Regions from separate parts of the Mus musculus genome. Here region 1 is linked to region 2. A link is a loop called in an ENCODE intact Hi-C map of the cell type or tissue named here. Cell type or tissue: heart. All regions are shown on one strand. Links, peaks and the distances in the headings refer to the core of each region. The heading gives the core; the rest is flanking DNA. Region 1 overlaps Slc39a12 (solute carrier family 39 (zinc transporter), member 12). Region 2 overlaps Cacnb2 (calcium channel, voltage-dependent, beta 2 subunit).

What was found. Hi-C counts contacts between places; a loop is a spot of excess contacts. Peaks named below come from ENCODE experiments on the same cell type or tissue, not always from the same donor. Only the 100,000 strongest peaks of a DNase experiment are listed, where the experiment ranks them.
Region 1: it touches region 2 in a loop (2.3-fold over the local background); 2 of 42 quality-filtered maps call a loop at or near these places.

Annotation. Positions count from the first base shown.
Region 1 is chr2:14,491,169-14,499,514 of GRCm38, forward strand. It overlaps Slc39a12 (solute carrier family 39 (zinc transporter), member 12), which reads left to right. Exons shown (of 13, transcript NM_001012305.2): 13 at 3,253-3,809. The coding sequence ends at 3,381. Among named protein-coding and RNA genes, the nearest start is that of Gm13266, 17 kb to the right of the region's middle. In heart, for the core only: no CTCF peak of the experiment used is centred there; no DNase peak of the experiment used is centred there; H3K4me3 peaks cover 649 bases; H3K27ac peaks cover 4,187 bases.
Region 2 is chr2:14,673,562-14,681,907 of GRCm38, forward strand. All of the region lies in intron 2 of Cacnb2 (calcium channel, voltage-dependent, beta 2 subunit), which reads left to right. Among named protein-coding and RNA genes, the nearest start is that of Gm32741, 73 kb to the left of the region's middle. In heart, for the core only: a CTCF peak has its summit at 3,541; no DNase peak of the experiment used is centred there.

The sequences.
Region 1 (8,346 bases), core at 277-8,276, 180 kb before region 2:
GACATTGCTTCCACATAACTGAAGCTATGAAATAAGCTTTTTATCTCTTGTAGAATTATGAGGAAACAGAGCTTAAGGGTGTCAGAGGAAACATAAGGAAGAATGTGTAAATGGGGTTATATGAAAATCAAACTGGTTGTTATCGTGTAGAAGAATGCGAATCGATCCATACTTATCTCCTTGTACTAAGGTCAAATCTAAGTGGATCAAGGAACTTCACATAAAACCAGAGACACTGAAACTTATAGAGGAGAAAGTGGGGGAAAGCCTTGAAGATATGGGCACAGGGGAAAAATTCCTGAACAGAACAGCAATGGCTTGTGCTGTAAGATCAAGAATTGACAAATGGGACCTAATGAAACTCCAAAGTTTCTGCAAGGCAAAAGACACCGTCAAGAAGACAAAAAGACCACCAACAGATTGGGAAAGGATCTTTACCTATCCTAAATCAGATAGGGCACTAATATCCAACATATATAAAGAACTCAAGAAGGTGGACTTCAGAAAATCAAATAACCCCATTAAAAAATGGGGCTCAGAACTGAACAAAGAATTCTCACCTGAGGAATACCGAATGGCAGAGAAGCACTTGAAAAAATGTTCAACATCCTTAATCATCAGGGAAATGCAAATCAAAACAACCCTGAGATTCCACCTCACACCAGTCAGAATGGCTAAGATCAAAAATTCAGGTGACAGCAGATGCTGGCGTGGATGTGGAGAAAGAGGAACACTCCTCCATTGTTGGTGGGAGTGCAGGCTTGTACAACCACTCTGGAAATCAGTCTGGCGGTTCCTCAGAAAACTGGACATAGTACTCCTGGAGGATCCAGCAATACCTCTCCTGGGCATATATCCAGAAGATGCCCCAACAGGTAAGAAGGACACATGCTCCACTATGTTCATAGCAGCCTTATTTATAATAGCCAGAAGCTGGAAAGAACCTAGATGCCCTTCAACAGAGGAATGGATACAGAAAATGTGGTACATCTACACAATGGAGTACTACTCAGCTATTAAAAAGAATGAATTTATGAAGTTCCTAGCCAAATGGATGGACCTGGAGGGCATCATCCTGAGTGAGGTAACACATTCACAAGGAAACTCACACAATATGTATTCACTGATAAGTGGATATTAGCCCCAAACCTAGGATACCCAAGATATAAGATATAATTTGTTAAACACATGAAACTCAAGAAGAATGAAGACTGAAGTGTGGACACTATGCCCCTCCTTATATTTGGGAACAAAACACCCATGGAATGGAGTTACAGAGCCAAAGTTAGGAGCTGAGATGAAAGGATGGACCATGTAGAGACTGCCATATCCAGGGATCCACCCCATAATCAGCATCCAAACGCTGACACCATTGCATACACTAGCAAGATTTTATTGAAAGGACCCAGATGTAGCTGTCTCTTGTGAGACTATGCCGGGGCCTAGCAAACACAGAAGTGGATGCTCACAGTCAGCTAATGGATGGATCATAGGGCTCCCAATGGAGGAGCTAGAGAAAGTAGCCAAAGAGCTAAAGGGATCTGCAACCCTATAGGTGGAACAACATTATGAACTAACCAGTACCCCGGAGCTCTTGACTCTAGCTGCATATATATCAAAAGATGGCCTAGTCGGCCATCACTGGAAAGAGAGGCCCATTGGACTTGCAAACTTTATATGCCCCAGTACAGGGGGACACCAGGGCCAAAAAGGGGGAGTGGGTGGGCAGGGGAGTGGGGGTGGGTGGATATGGGGGACTTTTGGTATAGCATTGGAAATGTAAATGAGTTAAATACCTAATAAAAAATGGAAAAAAAAAATCAAATAGAATGTACATCAGACTTTGTAGCTTAAGTGTTCTAAAAGTATATTTAATGTGAATGCTGTCACTATTTGTGCTGCATAAAATAGTTGTGGTGTTTTCTCAAGCATGGTGCCATCTGCACAGAATTGAGCATCAATGATTTTCTCACTGGTGGAGGTTCTGTGGCTCTTACAAACAGGTGTGTTCCTCTCTCATTTGTTAGACACTAAGTAAAGCAGCAAGTCTGTAGGCATAGTTTGATAAGAACAGTACAGTTGTTTAAGTTTTTGGTGACTTTTAGTTTTTGAGACAGTCTTATGTATCCTATGTTGGCCTCTAACTTTTCATATAGTTGCAAACTATAAGGAAGAGAGGAAATCTTAGCTCAGTACTTGGAAATAAGTTTATTCAAAATATGATCCATTAAATGACCATGGGAGATAGGATTGCAATATAATTTTGTTGCCTATCATTAAAATTAACCATCAAAAATTGCTTAAAATTGTTGACATTCAAATATGTTGGGTAAGTTCAGTTCATATTGTTAATTCTTTAAAGATAGCACCAAACCTAAGCTCCGAAGAATAAATACTGCCTATTACACACATAAACTTTAATATAACCTAGATGTAAACATATTACCAAGACACTAGACAAAGTCATTATCTATGTCTGATTGTCATCACAAGGGAGCATATGCCCATGACATCTAGTATAACCAAGGACACAGCTGACCACACAATAGGCTCTCAATGATACCAACATTAAGTTAGATCTCCAGGCCAAACTGACTTGAGTCTTTACACACTCCAAAGGAAACAGTCATGCCATGACATTCTCTATGGTCTTGTGAGGGTGAGGAATTTGAACTAATACATAGTCCAACAACTTTGGGTTCTTCTCATAGAAGCCCAGATGCACCTTTCTTTCCAAATGGTGCTATGACATTTGGTAGACATGAAGTTATGTCCACTTGTTTGTTTGAGAATAAAATATAGTCCTAGGAAATGATTTCTTCATTGTTCTAAATTTCATGGGGACCTTGGTTTTCTCTTAGACAGCAAATAAACATTAGTGCTTTGCAAAAGCTCATATATTTAGCCATTTCATAAGCCTAATGGAACAATTGGAAACTGTACTTTTTAAGTCTTGTCTATTTCACATTTAAGCATATTCTGGAAATAAAGGGAGAGCTGGCTTCTGTTGAAAGCTGTGTTGCTTTCAGACATACGCCAATGAGAGTGTCCTTCCCACTACCAGCAAGTGGCTCCAGTTAGCTTACATTTCAAACTCATGTCAAGAATAGGAACTAAACATTGGGTAACTATTTGGGGAACATTGAAGGGTATTAAGTTCTGAATAACAGAATTGCTTGTGCTTTCCCACAAAGCTTTTCTCGGCAGTTGAATATATCTGGATCTTATTCTGGTTTCTTGTTCTTTTTTTAGCTTCCTGAAATGACTCATGTTCAGACACAACGACCCTGGATGACGTTTCTCCTGCAGAATGTCGGATTGGTCCTTGGCTGGTTTTCTCTTTTGCTCTTAGCTGTATATGAACAGAATATTAAAATATAAGTTAAGAATCTCTAATGGCTTCCAAAATGTAATTATCTGCTCATATCTCGTATCTTCCATGTTCTCTATGCCAATCACTAATTTGGTATTTATATTCGAGGCAAAGAATTTGTCATTTATCTTAACTTATTAATTCTGTATTATAAATTTTTAGAAATATATATATGTGAGTCTGGCTTGGATTAAAATCTTTATTTTTGTTTCTGACACTGTGATTGGCCACAATAATGTTTAGTGTTAGAAAATTCTTAATTCTAGTCAGCTGCAAAAATATTATTTCCCTACAAAAGAATGTTTATTCCTTATATTTGAAGCAGACATTTTTGTCGTTGTTTTTTAAATTGTTAATAATATATTGTTTTCTATGTGATTAGTAAAGCATAAGCAAATATAATTGTAGAAATGTAATAAAGGCTAGTTTCAATTACCTTTCTGAACAAATCCTCTCTTACAAGCTAGTACAACATGATCAGCTGGAAGAACCAAGCCTTGGTTCAGCAGTTTATGTAAATAATCCACTTGGGGAGGTCTAAAAGATACAGCAGAATATCCCACCTGTCCTCCTGTCAAACTCAGCACATATCTGTGGTAGGCAACAAGAACTGTAAACAAAAGGCAAAGTTCCCAAATCAATAAGGCAACAAAGAGTCGGGCAGAAAACCAACGACTCAGCTTTCACAGATTATAGAACAGGTGAACAGGTGTGTGTGTGTGTGTGTGTGTGTGTGTGTGTGTGTGTGTGTGTGTAATTTCACTGATGAATCATATGTTTGCATTGTTTCTGAGGTCACTTTAAAGAGGATAGCAGTAGGTGAATTCATGAACAAGGAACATTACTGATAACACAGAAAATTATTAAGATAGAAAATGACCTACTCTTTAGTCATTTTGTCCCTTAGAATATGGGTGCCTTCTATTTCTCTTAGTTTTTAATGGTGGATCTTGACAAGGGAAAAGGTTATTTTGTTTTTACTGTGACTCATGGCACACAGTTATGTATCTCCTACCTCTTACTCACCAACTGGTAGAAGTTCTTTGTCATGCCCCAACCCAAACATAGTCACTTAAAAAACACCTTGCTTTGATTTCAAAATAAAGTGGACTTGTCCAGCTGTCTTAGGTGAATGCTCAGACTTTGGGCTATTGTGTACAAGAATTCAGTGTACCTCAGGAACAACTTAACTATATAAGTGAGAATACAAGTGGCTGACTCCATTCTCAGAACTTCTGACTCTGTGTGTCTGAGAGAGTACTGAGACCTTGACTTAGAACTCCCAGGTATTGTTAAAGATGCTAGCTGTGGCCAGACTCTGTACACCATTGGTGAAAAAAGTCAGACAGACCTGGCTCTGAGACAGAACAGGTCAAGAGCTGTGTGTTTTTGACTAAGTTGCTTAAAACTTCTGTGCTTGGATGATTTTCAAAGAGCGAGCTAGACCTGACAAATAGAGCCTCAGCTTTCTGTTTTAGGCGAGTAAAGCAAATTGAACAAGCACTCCTTTGCACAGGACATCCTGGGGTAGAGGTTACAAACACAAAGTACCAGATATGATCTGTGGACGTGTTTTAATGCCCATGTTCTGATTTTGTTATTTAGCCTTCATTTATGCTAGCTTAATTGGAACAGCTGTGATGGATGACTGTGTTTCTGGTTCAAGGTTAAACAAACTAAATTAAAATTTGAGATGTGAGCTACTGACTCTATGACCTTCAGCTTTGAGTGATCTTGATGCTGGTAGGGTTGTGAATAGGGTGCAGCGGGGTTGAACACTGCCAGCTATCAGAAGGAAACATTCCAAGCCCTTCAAAAGCTTATCACTAGTGTTCCCTGATTGAAAGCAGAGACTGAGTCACTCAGATAGCATCCTAAGGGTAGTAGGGCATAGTAGCTTCTGAGGAACCTTTTTGGGTTCCCCTTTCCTCCTCTTTACCTTATCGTTGATTTGCTGATAATGAAAATTGTGTTCCAGGCAGCATACCATAAGTAGTCTTAGAATTGCTAAACGGGGCCAGGGAGATGATTCAGTGTAAAAGCACGAGCCACATCAACCTGTTAACTTGAGTTGGATCCCAAATCACATACAGAAAGTGAAATACGTTAGCATGCATCTGTAATTCCAGTCCCCATGCAGCAAGATGGGAGGCTGACTTAGCTTTCATGGGCCACCTCGCCTAGAATGAGACCTAAATGAACAAGTGAGACCTGGCCCCAAAGCAAAGTGGAAGGGGAGAACTAATTTCCAAACTTCGTACTCTGATCTCCATATGTATACTGTAGCAAGCAAGCATGTATCAACATTCACACACATGCTTACAGACACATACTTTTTTCAAAACTGTTTTTATTCCTCAAGATTCAGTAATAATAGTAAAAATATGATGACAGTTCCTTGCCCTCTGAAAATGACCTGAACTTAAATTTGGGTAGACTGACAGTGTTTTTCTTTTAGGGTAAACTGTTTTTTTTTTTTAAATCAGGTTTTTCAATTTTTGGAGCAGGTGTGTTTCCTAAGACTCAGTTGGGGTCTCTATTGTACTTCTGATTAGTGATTTGTCTGCCTCCTCCTCTTCCTCCTCCCCCTTGTTCTCTACCACCATCCTCACTACCCCTCCTCCCCCTTCTCTTCCCCCCTCCTCTTCTTCCTCCTCCTCGTATTCCTATTCTTATTCTTCCACTGAACCAGAAATGTTGCTGGGGTAAAATCAAAGAGTGGAACATGTATCTGTCTTATTTAAGCATCTATCATCTACTGACAGGTCTTTTTTTAGAGACAGAGGAATTGGCTCATGGTGTGGCTTTGTAAAGTCTGGGGAAATGGCTTCACAACTGAAGGCTGAGTTGACCCAGACTCTTAGGTAAATATGTCTATGAACTGTAGCCACTCCTAACTGCTCTGCCCTTTCCCAGAACCTAGCATTGCAGGTAAGACTTTGAATCTCTTTTTGAGACTCATTTCTCAAGACATAGCCCATTGACAATGTTCTTTCCTCTTTGGAGTGGAGATAAAGGACCTGGTCACAAGTGGTAATCACTAAGGTTAGTCTGTGCTCATCAGTTGAGTCATTAAGAATTCAGGTGCCAAAGTGAGATCTAGGTTCAAACCCTAGCCATACTTCTTGGAATGACAATTCCTTTTTGTCCATTAAAATAAGATTGTGGTGATGTCAGTATAAAATACTGCTTGTGAAACACTTAGCGCAGAGCCTGCAAAATATTAATAATGATTCAAAATATTTAATACCTCTCGTTGATATTTCCTTTTTCTGGTAGATTCAAATCTTTCTTAGTTCTGTATTCTTCATCAAGGAAAGGCTTTTTATTGGTGTGGAGTGGGGATTGAACCTTTTAAAAATATATTGTGCCCCTGGGCTTGAGGCATTACAGTAGAAAGCTTGCTTGCTTAGCATGTAGAAGGCTGTAAGTTCAATCCTCAGGGCTGACAAAAACATATTAAAAGCCATATCCTTCTATAATTCTCTTTAAATCCTCCAAACCAGCTTCTCCAGAGAGCCAATAACATACTGCAAATGTGCGTGTGCATGTGTGTGTGTCACACATGTGCCAGTGGGCTTCACCTTTACTCACATCTAGAGAATAAGAGATGGAGCCCCTTTGGCATGCCCTCCCTACTCTGCACACTCTCCCATATAAGCTCTATCACTCTGGTCATAATACTTACACTCAGCATGAGTCCTCTGCATTTACTTCTTCTCTCTCACAATATGTGAAAACCTATTATACTCCTCTGCAGTTATCCTTCTGAGAATGATAATGGAAGCTGGCTGAGAAGGATCTGTCTGAGGTCAAGGCTGTTGCCAACACTTGATTTTGACTCAAGGAAAACAAAACGGTAGTCCCACTGAACCTCTCTGTTCTCTGAAACCAGCCCCTCAAAAAAACAGGGAAGCAGGGCATTGGCTTGATGGAGCCCTGGTCTATTTAAATAGAGAAGTGTCCTCCAGCTGAGAGTACAAACAGCTTGTACTCCTAAGAAGGGTACCCTGGTCTGTAGAGGCTGAACATATACTCCAAGCAAACGTCCTTTAGTGTTGAGAAATAAGCTTTAGGTTATGGTGTACCATTTAAAATGCAAATGAAATGTAGGAGAAGTTTTGAGAGACTAAGAGATGGCTTTACTCTAAGCCAGGAGTGGGCTTAACTGGCCCCTTCCCATACACCACTACATATCTAAAATTCAATACATCCATCCCAGTATTCATGTCCCCAAGAAAAAAATATATGTCCTACAAGATCTTTCCCACATTCTGCTTAGCCACATTGCAAATTTGTAAATCCCTGTTGCTTTTCTCTCTTTATCATGACAAACCTCTTCCTAATTGTAAAGTGGCATGTGTGTGTGTATGTAATACACATGTGTGTATTACATATGTGTGTTGTAATACACATACTAGAAGGCAAAAATAAATGAAACAGGGATGTAGTTATAGCGGTCAAGGTCTAGGACCCTAGGTTAAAAGATTAAGATTTAATCATGGGATTAAATCTTCTCCCGTGCACAGTACAGCAGAGTGCAGTACCTATAGAATCAGAGGGGAATGAAACTGAAAAATCTTACAGTCCAGAGGACTCTCCAGTGAAAGACAGAATATGGGAGGCAAGAACCATAGAAGAAATGATCTGTTTAGAATACACAAAATCTGACTCCTGGCCAGATAACCATAAAACTCTGTTAAAGGCCTATATGAATCACTTCTTTTTATCAAAAATATAATGTTGGCTCTCATTGCAAAGTTACAAGGCAGTCAAAAAGACAAGAGAACATAGGTAAAAAGACAGTGCAAGAGCCACAGATAGGTTCAGGATGGACAGAGATGTTGGAGTTATTAGACTAGGAGTGTAAATTGGTGTAATTAATATGATAAAGCTTATGATGGAAAAATGGAGCATTTTTAAAGTGGAAAAGAGTGAGGTAAGCAGGACACTGTGAAAAATAAATAGCTGGG
Region 2 (8,346 bases), core at 330-8,329:
CATTTTATTGCTCCATTGTCTCTTGTTTGTTTGTTTTTTAGAACATTAGTATTTGGTTTTACCCTAGGCCCCCAGGATATATGGTCTCACTCACTCTGTACCTATTCAATAATTTGAAGTCTTAGAGGAATAAGGCAATTAAAGAAGATCGAGGGGACACAATTGGAAAGGAAGAAGTCAAAGTATCTGTATTTGCAGATGATGTGATGGCGTACATAAGTGATCCTAAAAATTCCACCACGGAGTTCCTACAGCTGGTAAATACTTTCAGCAAGGTAGAAGGGTGTCAAATTAATTCAACAAAATCAGTAGCATTCCTCTATATACAAATAAAACACTGATTAGAAAAAATAAGGGAAACAATACCTTTCACAAGAGTCTTAGATAATATAAAATCTCTTGGGGGTAACTCTAGCTAAGCAAGTGAAAGACTTGTATGGTAAAAAGACACCGAAGAGATTACAGGATGTATCAGAAGATGGAAAGATCTCCCACGCTCATGAATTGGTAGAATTGTAAAAATGGTCATTCTATCAAATGCAATGTACAGGTCCAATGTCCTCTCCATTAAAATTCCAACACAATTATTCATAGATTTCCACAGAAAAAGACAATTTTCGATTTCATATGGAAATATACAGAGAGAGACAGAGAGACAGAGAGAGAATAATACAATAACCACTGGAAGTATGGAAGTATCACTGCCCCCAACCTTGCTGTACTGCAGAGCTATAGTAATAAAATTGGCATGGTATTAGAGCAAAAACAAACATGTCAATCAGTGGCTTCAAATTGAAGATCCAGACATAATCCATATACCTATGGATAGCTGATACATTTATATATATAAAGAATCCAGAAATATACACTGGAAAAAACATAGCATCTTTAACAAATGTCACTGGTCAAAAACTGAATGGTGGCATATAGAAGAATTCAAATAGTCCATACTCATCAGTCCACTTAAAACTCAAGTCCAAATGCATAAAAAACCTCAACATAAAACCAGATATCCTGAACCTGATAGAAGAAAAAAACAGGGAATAGCCTTGAACTCACTGGCACTGCAGAAGACTTTGTGAACAGAACACTATTAGCACAGACACTAAGATCGACAATGAATACATGGGACCTCATGAAACTAAAAAGCTTCTGGATGACAAATGACACCATTATTTAAACAGAGTGGCAGCCTACAGAATGGGAAGAGATTTTTTTTCCAATTACATATTTAACAGTGGGCTAATATCCAAAATATAAAAAGAACTTAAAAAACAAATATCAAAGAAATAAGTAACCCAATTTAAAATGTGATACAAATCTAAACAAGAAATGCAAATGACTGAGAAACACTTAACAATGTTCAACATTCTAAGCCATGAGGGAAATGGAAATCAAAACTACTTTGAGATTGCAGCTTATACCCATCAGAATGGCAAAGATCAATAAAGTACATGGCAGCTCATGCTGGTCAGGATGTGGAGTAGATAAAGGGGATACTTATTCATGGCTGGTGAGAGTACAAACTTGTATAGCTACTGTGGAAATCAGGGTGGCAGTTCCTTGGGAAGACGGTAATTGCTCTCTTTCTATATATACTACTCTTGGGTATATACCAAGGAACACTTCATCCTACGAGAGACACTTGCTCAGTCATGCTCATTCCTGGCTATTCAACATAACCAGAAACTGGAAACCACCTAAGTCCCTCAACAGAAGAAAAGATAAAGAAAATATGGCACATTTACATAATTGAATATTACTCAGCTGTTAAAAAATGAAATTTGCCAGTAATTGGATGAAACTAGAAAAAAAAATCATCCTGAGTGAAATAACCCAGATCCAGAAAGACAAAAATGGAATGTATTTGATTATATATGGATGATAGCTATGACCTCAAAGATAAGCAAGCTGTAATAGAACCACAGAGGTTCAACTCTATATAGTAAGACATGGGAGAGGGGAGACAGACAGCTCTCCCTACGGAAGGGAAATAGAAGTTAAGAGTGGATGGGGGTGGGGATACTGGAATGGGAAGATCATGTGGGGCCAGGGAGGGAAGAAAAGGATAAGGGAGAGACTATGGAGAGAGACATCTAAAACTAAAAACCATTTGAGGGGTAAAATGGAAACCTATTATAGTAGACACTTTATAAAATATGTAGATATATGAAGGGAATATAGGTGAAATCTCCTGATAATTCAGGGGACGGATCCCAACCTGGACATCTCTTGTCATGAAATGAATCTTCTAAGTGGGCTTAGGTTACACTAATTGGGTTGTTGGTGAAAGGAAACCCATGGGAATCCCCAAATAACACAGGCTCCTTCCAAGACTGTAGGTTGCTCTCCATAAGCTGATAGCAAGGCCCCACTGCTGAAGACAACACCTATATGGCTCCTTGTACTTGGAGAACTTGAGCTGGTGCCTACATAAAGTCATTATACTACATATTAGTGTCTTTTGTACAGGAAGGTACTCTGCACAATATCAAAGGAAAAATGTAAACACCAACCCAGCCCCAAATCATTTACCATTTACAATGCTGTCCTGCCTGCTACATATCCTGGCACACACACACACACACACACAATGACACAAAGCTTGTGGAAATATTTAGATTGACAAATCTGATTTGACTTAAGGCACACTCCATGGGACAGAACCCATACCTGGCATTGCTTGTGTGATTAAAAAAATAATAAGTACATATAGAATGTTTAAAATTACCCTTGTCATGTCATGCTATTTATTGTTTGGAGCGTGGATGCTCATGAACATATAAAAGTGATTCATAACATGATTGGTTTACTTTCTAAATTTTAACCCTGAAACATGTTTCTTTTACATTTTCCTGCTGTAAATGTGTGCTGTGTGGTGAATCCCCCTTTGAAGGGCAGAGGAAATGCTGAAAGGCACCCACACAATACTTTCAGGATACCCTAGAATGAAGCAAGTGTTCCTGCCTGGACTAAATTAAAATTAAAAGCCCTTACTGCAGTAGCCATTTACTATCTTGCCAGGGCTGATAAAACAAATACGTAACAGCTGTCCAACACAGAAAATTCCAGTTAAGATCACTCACCACCAGCCCGCTGAGTTATCCTGCAACTAAATAGCTGTCAAATCATGGTGAGAGTCCAGGAAAGTGGATGAGGGTGAGAGCACAGAACTGTAGCTTCTAATGGCACAATGAGAAAGGACTTTGATATGACAAAAAGTGATATTGTCATGCTTGTGTATTGTGCCTGATGTCCCATGTCTCATCTACTGGGAGGATAACCTGCCTGATTGGATTAAAGAAAAAGTAGGATTTCACACTAATAACTAAAACTGCAGTACTGGGTCTTGCCTAAAGGGATTTAGTTTTGATAGAAGAACTAGTGGGAACTCTTTGGGCCTATTGTTTGTGACGTGCTAAGTCTTCAGTGTTAAAAATGAAGACAGGTTGGTAAAAGATCGTACCTCCATGCCCACACCTAGATTTGAGATGTGGCATTTCACAGGAGCAGCGACATCTAGTGTTTCTTCCTGAGATAGCAGCGACTCTGAATGAAGGTCATGAATTCAGGAGCAGCCTACCAACCAACTTGGACTACTTCTCCCAGGGTCTGACTTTGACGATTTTTGAAGCATATCACATTCATCTAAGTCAGGGAACCTGGTTTATTCCATATTTTTATAACTGTTCTGCAGAGCTGCAGGGTGGCCAGACATTTTGCTTATGTTCTGGCCCAGCGCCAGCAAGTTCAGAGCTCAAAGGCCCCCTGAGAACTAGGCATTTCTGGGATGAATCTAGAGATTTGCAAAGAATATTAAGTGAGCATAAAGCTACTTTCCATTAAAAAAGGGGGCCCAAGCTAAGCCCCAACATTTTCTCTAAATACATTGTGACACAGACAATTGTTTTGAATTAGAAGTGATCAGAAAGATCTTAAAAAATCAAAATGAAACTCACCAAAAGCCTTTACTGTTATATGTAAAGTACTGACTGTACTTTTCTAAGACAACTTTTTCTAATGCTTGAAATGTCAGGACTATGTATCATTTTTGTACCAACTGATGAATCCAATGCTTGAGAAACAATAAAACCCTTTCCAGGTGCCTGTAAATTTCCCCTGCAACCTAAGCCTCAACTGCAGAGTCTCAAGGCTGTACTTGAAAGCGGCCTGCGTTTGGGGATTTAGTCTAATATTGGAGACAACTTTGAGCTCTTATTTTTTCTTATTTAGATCAGTTGGTGGTGGTGTGTATGTATATGTGTACATGTGTGCGTGTGTGCATGCATACATGTGTGTGGGGGGGGAGGGTGGTACATGAATGTGAGGGTGCAGACGTACATTCATGGACACACATGTAGAAGTCAGAGTAAATCACTTGAGTGTCTATCGCTCTCCACTTCATTGCCTTAAACCAGATTCTCTCATTGCTATTTTACTTAGGCTAGCTGACCAGCAAGCTCTTAGGATTCACCCGCTCTTATCCTGTAATACTGGAGTAGCAGGCAACTGCAGTCATGCTTAGCTTTTTGTTCTGCCTTGTTGAGATGCTGGGGATTCAAACTCAGATTGCATAGCAAGTGCTCTTATACACTGAGCCATCTACTTAAAGTTTCATAGGTCAATTCTTGATATCCATAGAACTGAAGTGTGAGCTTAGGTACCTCTGGGGTCCCTATGTACTGTCATTCTACAGTTCTTGCTTGTTAGTCTAAAGTTCTCCTGTGAGTGCTTCAGTGTGTACATCTGGGTGCCACAGTCTTATAGAGGGAGAACTTCCATGGACCTTTAGTTCCCTCTGTTTTAAGTATAACAAACATAAGTGCTAATTTTTCTTAGTGGGCATTCCCTTTTATTGCAATTCTGGCCACCTGTGCTAGTTAGAGATGGCAGCAACACAGTTCTCTATCTCTAGAATGCCTCTATCTCTGTGGTTTAAAAATAGACAATGGTTACCAATAACAAAAGCTAATTTATTGATTGTAGCTATTGGGGGAGGACAACAAAAGCTAGAGAGCCATTTTCTAGAACTATGCTTTTCTCCCACACCCCCACATGCAATTTAAAGAAATCTATTCTGTGAAACTCAACCATGCCTTAAACTCTCCGAATTCCAAAACAGATAGAGATCTCTGTGAATTGTTCATTGTAAGCAAGTAGATGCAGACACTATGGATTATTGATTTCTGCCTGGGTAATAGAGCCACATACAATGCAGAGTCAGCCAAATTGGAGTGGATGTGCTGTCAATACATTTATATAATCCACTTATTAAGCCCAAGTGTACAGCTGCCCAGAGGTAGACCAAAGATCCTTCCTGAACTGCAAATGGAATGTCCATATCAATTCATTTCTTCATACAAACACTGAACAGACATTTGCTCAAGAGACTCTACCACACAGGCATGTGGAAAAGCACGGGTCAATGTATCTTTCTTATTACCCTGTTTTGAACAGCCAAGAAAGTTTCCTTTATCCATGGGTGCATGCTTTATTTAGAAGGTGTAAATATCATGTATCATGAAGTTAATAGTTCCAATGTGTCCAGAGTTTACCAGCATTATCAAAAGTAAGAAAATAGGGACCAGGTTACAAGGCCATAGATTTAGTTGGGAAGTCAATAGGATTCTCACTAAGAGAACAATATTTGAGAACAACTTGATGTGAATGATAAGTCAAGCAAACCTTCCAAGCAGGGGGAATAGTCATTGCAGAGGCCAAAGAGTGAGTGGAGTTTAGTTCCTTTTAGGTTTGTATCTTAGTGGCCAAGATACCTGACAGAAATAGCATGGACCCTTTAGAGGGTTCCAACCATGCTTCTTGAGCCCATGTACTTGGATGTTAGAAAATCAAGGCAGCAAGCGTGTGTGGCAGAAGAAATTCTTTACCTTATAGCAGTCAGGACACAGTAACAGAGGGACCTCAGGATAAGCTAAGGCACCTGAGGATGTATTCCCTGTACCTACTTCCTCCTGGGAAGTCATACCTCTTCTTGTCTCCAGAACCTGCAAAAGTAACTTCACAAGCTTAAAACCAAAGGAGAACATTTCATATTTAAGCCATGGAGAAGGATGCTTCGTGTGTTTGTCAAGGAGGCAGTGTGGCTGTATCTGAGAGTGAAGGGGATGAGGCAAGAAAGGGAACCAAAGCCAGTTCATACCTAAAACTTTCCTTGTCCCCAGGAACCCCTTTTCTTTGTACAACCCTCTATGGCAGAGGTTCTCAACCTCCCTAGTGCTCTGACCCTTTAATACAGTTCCTCATGTTGTGGTGACCCCCACCCATAAAATTACTTAGTTGCTATTTCATAACTATAATATTGCTACTGTTATGAATTGTAATGCCAGATATGCAGGATATCTGATATGAGACCTTATGGTGGTCATAACCCACAAGTTGAGAACCACTGCTCTATGGTCTCTCCATAGTGGGAACAGTTTTGAGATATGTTTGTCTTCCATATACTGAGTCACGTCTGCTTCATTTCCTTCTTTATGTTATGGTTTTCAGGACACCCTAAAGGTCTGCAAGAGAATTGAATTTCAATGAATGGTCTATACCAACACTTTGCTAACTATAGTCCAAGGAAGGCCACTATGGTCTAACTATAGTATCTATTTAATAGAAATACTTCTAGTTTGACTAATCTATACCAAATGCAAATCCTTTGTAAAAATTTATCTTACTGAAATCTGAAGCTATTTCAGTTACACAGTGTGGCGATGTGTCATTTTGACTAATTAATTCAGTCAACAGTCTATTCATTATGTCTAATGAAAGATTTGTTTTTCCTGATCTATTGATCATCATAGAATCTAGTTTCGTATGCTTGAAATAGGAAAATTATAGATTCTTTAAGTTTGCATTTATAAAATTATTTTGTGTGTGTGTATTGTTTATGTGAGTGTGTAGCATGCATACATGCATACATACATGCATGCCATGGTACCAATGTAGAGGTCAGAGATCAACTTGCAGCATCTTTTTTCATTGTAGGGATCCTGGGGATGAAACTCAGGTTTGACAGGCATGATGGCAAGGGCCTTTGCCTGCTGAGCCATCTCTCTAATAAAATCTTTCAAGAACCTGTTAGAACCTTCTCCATCCATAGATGAGGCACATAAGGAGTGTGGTGCTCTCATCCAGCTCATCATGTGTGTGTTTGCTCACTTCTTTGTCTTTATCAATTCATCAATTCATCTCAAATTTACTTCTTAGGAAAAAAAACTTCTACCCACAGAATCTTCCCCAACCCTCGAAATGTGAAATACTTCAGCAATATTGTTCTTCAAGGGTAGGGAAAGAAGCAATTTGAGCTAGTGGTGAAAGACAGAAGAAAATCAGATGGCAATTAGATTCCAGGTGCTGTTGGCAGACATTTAACCTCAGATAGGTCATTCTCAGAAAAAGCATTGCATTTACTCTTTCTTATTTGTGGAATACAGTCCCCAACTGGGTTACCTCAGTGGCAGAGGATGCACCTAACTCTACCGAGACTTGATGCACCAGGGTTGAGGGATAACCAGTAGGGTCACCACCCTCTCAGTACCTGCTAAGCACTGCTCATATTATCTGTGCCTAGGAGACTTGTTGCCTTGGCTTGCCTCTGAACATTTTGACCTTTATCATGGCTCTTCTGAAGTTCTCACTCATATTATTTTAGTTTATTTTTTGGCCTCCAGGATCCCAAAGTGTTGAACACTGAAGTGCTTCTATCACGGGACATTGTATCTAATCATACCTATGATGTAGATTGTGTTTAGATTTGGTTTTGAAATGTCCCCCACATTGAACTATTGGTCCCTGCCTAGAAGTGTTCCTCTGGGTGCTTATAAAAATCTTAGAACACAAGACCAACTGGTAATAGACCACTATGGGTGGATCTTCCAGGATTCAAGTTCTACCCCACTTCTGGTCCTGTTCTCTGCCTCCTGACCTGCCAAATTCTGAAGAATCCTTACCACAAGCTCCCAATGACCAAGTTACCTGAACCACCATGATTTTCTTCCCATGACAGACCACATTGTCTAAACTGTAAGCCAAAATAAGTCTTTCTCTATGAAGCTGATCAGATATTTTGCCATGACAGTGAACAAAGTAGCTGATATGAGAATGTAATTAAGATTGGGATATAACAGTTTTGCCAGGGTGGCCTGTCTACTCTGGTTAGAGATGGGCTCAGGAAAGAGAGGAAAGTCAGAATGCTCTGTGATCCTTTGAGCCTTGCACTCCCTTGGTATTTGGTGACTCCAATTTATATTTCTTTCATATATTTTAAGAAGTGGTGGTGCAGTGGAAGTGCTTTAATCCCAGCACTTGGGAGGCAGAGGCAGGTGGATTTCTGAG